Linked DNA regions of Homo sapiens: region 1 is linked to region 2. A link is an interaction called in ENCODE POLR2A ChIA-PET data of the cell type or tissue named here. Cell type or tissue: OCI-LY7. All regions are shown on one strand. Each heading gives the region's core, and the rest is flanking DNA. Links, peaks and the distances in the headings are about the cores only.

The links. Peaks named below come from ENCODE experiments on the same cell type or tissue, not always from the same donor. Only the 100,000 strongest peaks of a DNase experiment are listed, where the experiment ranks them.
Region 1: POLR2A ChIA-PET joins it to region 2 with 20 read pairs; 3 of 35 experiments call an interaction of 5 or more read pairs at or near these places.

The regions. Positions count from the first base shown.
Region 1 is chr3:32,515,212-32,518,124 of GRCh38, forward strand. No RefSeq gene overlaps it. Among named protein-coding and RNA genes, the nearest start is that of MIR548AY, 10 kb to the left of the region's middle. In OCI-LY7, for the core only: a CTCF peak has its summit at 990; a DNase peak (open chromatin) is centred at 1,350; H3K4me3 peaks cover 637 bases; H3K27ac peaks cover 1,100 bases.
Region 2 is chr3:32,305,919-32,308,831 of GRCh38, forward strand. The region is part of intron 1 of CMTM8 (CKLF like MARVEL transmembrane domain containing 8); the gene reads left to right. Among named protein-coding and RNA genes, the nearest start is that of CMTM8, 69 kb to the left of the region's middle. In OCI-LY7, for the core only: no CTCF peak of the experiment used is centred there; no DNase peak of the experiment used is centred there.

The DNA.
Region 1 (2,913 bases), core at 287-2,786, 210 kb after region 2:
AGGTACTACAGCAATCTTACATGAACTCTTTACAAAGAACACAAACAGAATTGTTTTATGAAGTCAACATAATATTGATAAAAAACACTGACAAAAACATTAGGGGAAATGAAAATTACAGGTTAGGCTTTCTCAGGAGCATAATGCAAAATTCTAAAAAAAGTTAGCAAATCAAAATCAGGAATACAATACAACTAATATATTAAGATCAGCATAGGGGTTTTTCCAGGAATACAAAGGTGGCGTAATTTTTTTTTTTTTTTTTTTTGAGGCGGAGTCTCACTCTGTTGCCCAGGCTGGAGTGCAGTGGCACCATCTCAGCTCACTGCAACCTCCACCTCCCAGGTTCACGTGATTCCCCTGCCTCAGCCTTCTGAGTAGCTGGGACTACAGGCATCCGCCACCATGCCCGGCTAATTTTTGTATTTATAGTAGAGATGGGGTTTCACCGTGTTGGCCAGGATGGTCTCGATCTCCTGACCTCGTGATCTGCCTGTCTCGATCTCCCAAAGTGCTGGGATTACAGGCGTGAGCCACTGCGCCTGGCTGGCTTAATATTTTAAAAGGTAATGTAGGCCGGGAGCGGTGGCTCACGCCTGTAATCCCAGCACTTTGGGAGGCCGAGGCAGGCGGATCACGAGGTCAGAAGATCGAGACCATCCTGGCTAACACGGTAAAACCCGGTCTTTACTAAAAATACAAAAAATTAGCCGGGCATGGGGGGGGGTGCCTGTGGTCCCAGCTGCCGGGAGGCTGAGGCAGGAGAATGGTGTGAACCCGGGAGGCGGAGCTTGCAGTGAGCCGAGATAGCAACACTGCCCTCCAGTCTGGGGGACAGAGGGAGACTCCATCTCAAAAAAAAAAAAAAAAAAAAAAAAAGGTAAGGTACTCATACCATTAATAGAAAAAAAGAAAATAATCTCTATAGATGAAGACAGCATTTGATAAAATTAAACACCCATTCATGATAAAACTCATAGCATAAACTGACTAGAAAAAAAGCACTTCCAGGTGGGGCGCAGTGGCTCACGCCTGTAATCCCAGCACTTTGGGAAGCTGAAGTGGGCGGATCACCTGAGGTCGGGAGTTGGAGACCAGCCTGACCAACATGGAAAAACCTCATCTCTACTAAAAATACAAAATTGGCCCGGTGTGGTGGCACATGCCTGTAGTCCCAGCTACTCGGGAGGCCGAGGCAGGAGAATTGCTTGAACCCGGAAGGCGGAGGTTGCAGTGAGCCGAGATTGCGCCACTGCACTCCAGCCTGGGCAACAAGAGTGAAACTCCGTCTCAGACAAATAACAACAGAAAAAGAGCACTTCCTTTTTTTTTTTTTTTTTTTTTTTTTTTTTTGCCAGGACCTGTTCTCATCTGAGAGTACTTCCTTTTTTGATAGAGTCTCTACAGAAAGCACGCAGCAAATATACTTAATGGTGAAATATTGAAAGTTTTTACTCTGGGATGGGGAACAATTAAAGATGTTTCCTCTCACCAGTTCTATAATAATCTGTATTGAAGTATAGGTGTAATAAACAAGAAGACATTACAAAGGAAGAGATAAAAGTCATTATTTGCAGATTACATAACTACAGGTAGAAAAATCCAAAATAAATTACAGGCGAACCATTACATTAATAAATGAAGAGGTGGCCCGGTGTGGTGGCTCACGCCTGTAATCCCAGCACTTTGTTTGTTTGTTTGTTTTTGGAGACGGAGTCTCACTCTGTTGCCCAGGCTGGAGTGCAGTGCCGTGATCTCTCAGCTCACTGCAACTTCCTCCTCCTGGGTTCAAGCGATTCTCCTGCCTCAGCTTCCTGAGTAGCTAATCCCAGCACTTTGGGAGGCTGAGGCGAGTGGATCACTTGAGGTCAGGAGTTCAAGACCAGCCGGACCAACATGGCAAAACCCGGTCTCTACTAAAAATACAAAAATTAGCCACGCATGATGGCGGACACCTGTAATCCCAGCTACTCGAGAGGTTGAGGTGGGAGAATCACTTGAACCAGGGAAGTGGAGGTTGCAGTGAGCTGAGATTGCACCATTGCACTCCAGCCTGGGCGACACAGGGAGACTCCATCTCAAAAAAATAAAAATAAAATAAAATAAATGGAGGTAAAGTTGCTGGATGAAATCAACATGAAAACTGTATTTATATATATGAGCAACAAAGTAAAATGAAATCTTAGGCCGTGTGTGGTGGCTCACGCCTGTAATCCCAGCACTTTGGGAGGCCGAGGAGTGTGGATCACCTGAGGTCAGTAGTTCGAGACCAGCCTGGCCAACCTGGTGAAACCCGTCTCTACTAAAAATACAAAAATTAGCCAGGCGTGGTGGCAGGCACCTGTAATCCCAGCTACTCGGGTGGCTGAGGCAGGAGAATTGCTTGAACCCAGGAGGCAGAGGTTGCAGTGAGCCGAGATTGCATCATTGCACTCCAGGCTGGGTGACAAGAGAGCCAAACTCCGTCTCAAAAAAAAAAAAAAAAAGAAATCTTAGAAGGATCTTATTTTATAATACCATCAAAACCAAATACTCTCCCAAAAAGCAACGAAAAGGAGACACAAGAGTACACACTGAAAACTACAAACATTGCTAAGAGAAACTGAAAAAAAACCTATATATAATAAATGGAAGACTATTCTGTGCATAGTTTGGCGATGTTGTAAAGATAACAGTTATCAGCAGGGCGCAGTGGCTCACGCCTGTAATCCCAGCACTTTGGGAGGCTGAGGTGGGCAGATCACGAGGTCAGGAGTTTGAGACCAGCCTGGCCAACATGGTGAAACCCCGTCTCTACTAAAAATACAAAAATTAGCTGGGCGTGGTGGCGGGCACCTGTAATCCCAGCTACTAGGGTGGCTGAGACAGGAGAATTGCTTGAATCCAGGAGGTGGAGGTTGCAATGAGCCGAGA
Region 2 (2,913 bases), core at 117-2,616:
CTTTTCCAGTTAACCCTATGCTATTAAAATCAATTCATGTTGCTATGGATCCATCTATTCTGTTGCTTTGAATTGCTTTCCTGGTACTCCTTGGAGTGTGTAGCAGTTAGTATGCTTTGTGATGAACCATCCCAAACTTAGTGACTTAAAACAATGGTCACTCCTTTTTCGTGAGTCTGTGGGGTTGGTTGAGTGGTTTGGCTGATTTGTGTCTGGGTCTGCTGATCTCAGCTGGTGTCACTCATTCATCTGTGATCTGCTGGAGACTGCATGATTTAAGAGGTCCATGGCACATTGTTGTCATCCTTCATCAGTTTGGCCTAAACTTGGTCACCTGATGGCAAGGCCAGGAATCCAAGGGAGGAGAATTGTGCAAGGCCTATACTTGGAACTTGACCACAGTCATTTCTGCCATATTCTGTTGGCTAAACCAAGGCACGAGTCCAATCCACAAATCCAGTCTGGATTCAAAGTGTGGGGAAATAGACTCCACCACTTGATGGGAGGAACTGAAAAGCGACATTGCAAAGGGATGGTTATAGGGAGTTTAATTAGAGCCATTGATTAGTCAGAGTATGCATCCACCACCTTTTGCCTATTCACTCTTCCAGTGATGGAAGCCAAAGTTGATTCCAACTCTGGAAGCTGTGATAAATATCTTTGTACATGTCACCTTGTGGAGCTGTTTGATAATTTGGAAGCTATATTCTCAGGAGTAAGATTGCTGAGGCAAATGGTTACATCTACCTGGAATGTCTATAGGAACAGCAGAAGATGAGACTGGATACTTCCTTGTTGAGAAGTTGGGATTTGGTGCTAAGGTTTAGTGGGCAACCTTGAGTTTTAGGTAAGGTTAATGCATTTAGACTCATGTTTTAGAGGGATTATCTTGGCAATAGTGTGAGGGTTGGAAGAGACGGGTACTACATTAGGTCCTTGGGTGCCTCATTGGAAGCTGACTTAGGCCAGCTGAGAATCTGAATTAAGGTCATAAAAATGGAGAGAAGATGCCAGGCACAGTGTCTCACGCCTGTAATCCCAACACTTTGGGAGGCCGAGGTAGGTGGATCACGAGGACAGGAGTTTGAGACCAGCCTGGCCAACATGGTGAAATCCCGTCTCTACTAAAAATACAAAAATTAGCTGGGCATGGTTGTGGATGCCTGTAATCCCAGCACTTTGGGAGGCCGAGGTAGGTGGATCATGAGGACAGGAGTTTGAGACCAGCCTGGCCAACATGGTGAAATCCCGTCTCTACTAAAAATACAAAAATTAGCTGGGCATGGTTGTGGATGCCTGTAATCCCAGCTACTCGGGAGGCTGAGGCAAGAGAATCACTTGAAACCGGAAGGTAGAGGTTTTCAGTGAGCTGAGATCGCACCACTGCACTCCAGCCTGACCGACAAGAGCGAAACTCCATCTTAAAAAAAAAGAGAAGGTAGAATCAACCTGACCTGGTGGCTGACTGGATGAGGGAAAAGCAGGAGTCTAGGATGACTTCCTGGTTTCTGTCTTGGGTAGGTGGGGAGATGGTGTTGGCATGAGTTGCTGGGAATGAGGGAGAAAGAACAGATCCTCGGGGAGATGATAAGTAAGTCCTTTTTGGGCAGCATTCAGTATAGGAGACTGTGGAGTGGCAAGGCAGAGATGGCCAGAGAGCATACTTGCATGTGTAGGTATGTAGCTTGAAGAGAAGTCGAGGTTAAAGATGAAGATGTGGGAATTTCCAGTCAATGGGAGGAGGTGACTGCTAGGGGTGGGTTTGTCTAAGGCAATGGTTCTCAAACTTTAGCTGCATCAGAATCACCTGGAAGGTTGTTAAATCGGAGCTCCCCAGGCCCCACCCCCAGAGTTCCTGAGTCAGTAGATCTGGAGTGGAGCCATAGAATTTGCATTCTAACAAGCTTCCAGGTGACGTTGATGTTGCTGGTCTGGGACCACACTTTGAGAGCCAGTCTGGGGCAAAAGTACAAATGGAGAAGGCCCTGGCAGGCCATGTTCAAGGAGTGGGCAAAGGGAAATAAGTCAGCAAAGGCATTTAAGAGAGTTTAGGCTCTGAGAAGCCAAGAGAATACTGAGATACCCAGTTAAGACCATTCCTTTAAGCGGCTCAATTCAAAAGGAGAAGAGAGCAGAAAATAGAAGACACCACAGGGTGTTGAGGATTTTTCCTTACCATTTAATTGTTATCATAAGAGACTTAAGCATCCTTTCAGGATGAAAGAGTCACACCTCCTTCGCACTCTACCGACTCCATGTCTCTAATTTAGCACAGGGAGGCGGAGACATTCAGACTAAATGGTCCTGCTTTCCACAGCATCAGAAAACACAGAAGCAGATTCATGTCCACAGTGTGAGGGATGCTAGTGATATATTGTGAAGAAATAAAAAATCAAGCTACAGAAAAATATATTGAGTTGTCTTTATAGAGAAAAACAATTATGTGAAGTCCCCCTCCATATGTCTGCATGGTTATGCTTAAAAGAAAACAGATTTGCAGGAGAGCTCTTGAGCACACAGCTAAGCATTTCCAGCCCGCAGTTTCTTCTCCAGAACTTAGCTACTTGGATGGGACAGTGGAGAGTGCACTAGAGTTGGAAAGGGCACTGGCATGAGGAGATCGGGGCTCTATCATCGTTCATGAGTTCAGCATGACTTCACCTCTCTGTGTCTCAGTTTCTCCATCTGTAAAATGGGACTAATTATGGTACCTACCTCAGAATCATGATGAGGATTAAATAAGAATACATGGAAAGCCCTTAGAACACTGCAAGTTATGTATGAGGTACTCAAAATAGACATAATCTGCTCTTAATGTATTTTAATATGAGTTAATAGACACAATGACGCTTAGTGAACTTTAATATATATTATCCATTAGATCCTATGGTGCAACTGTCACATGAAAATAAG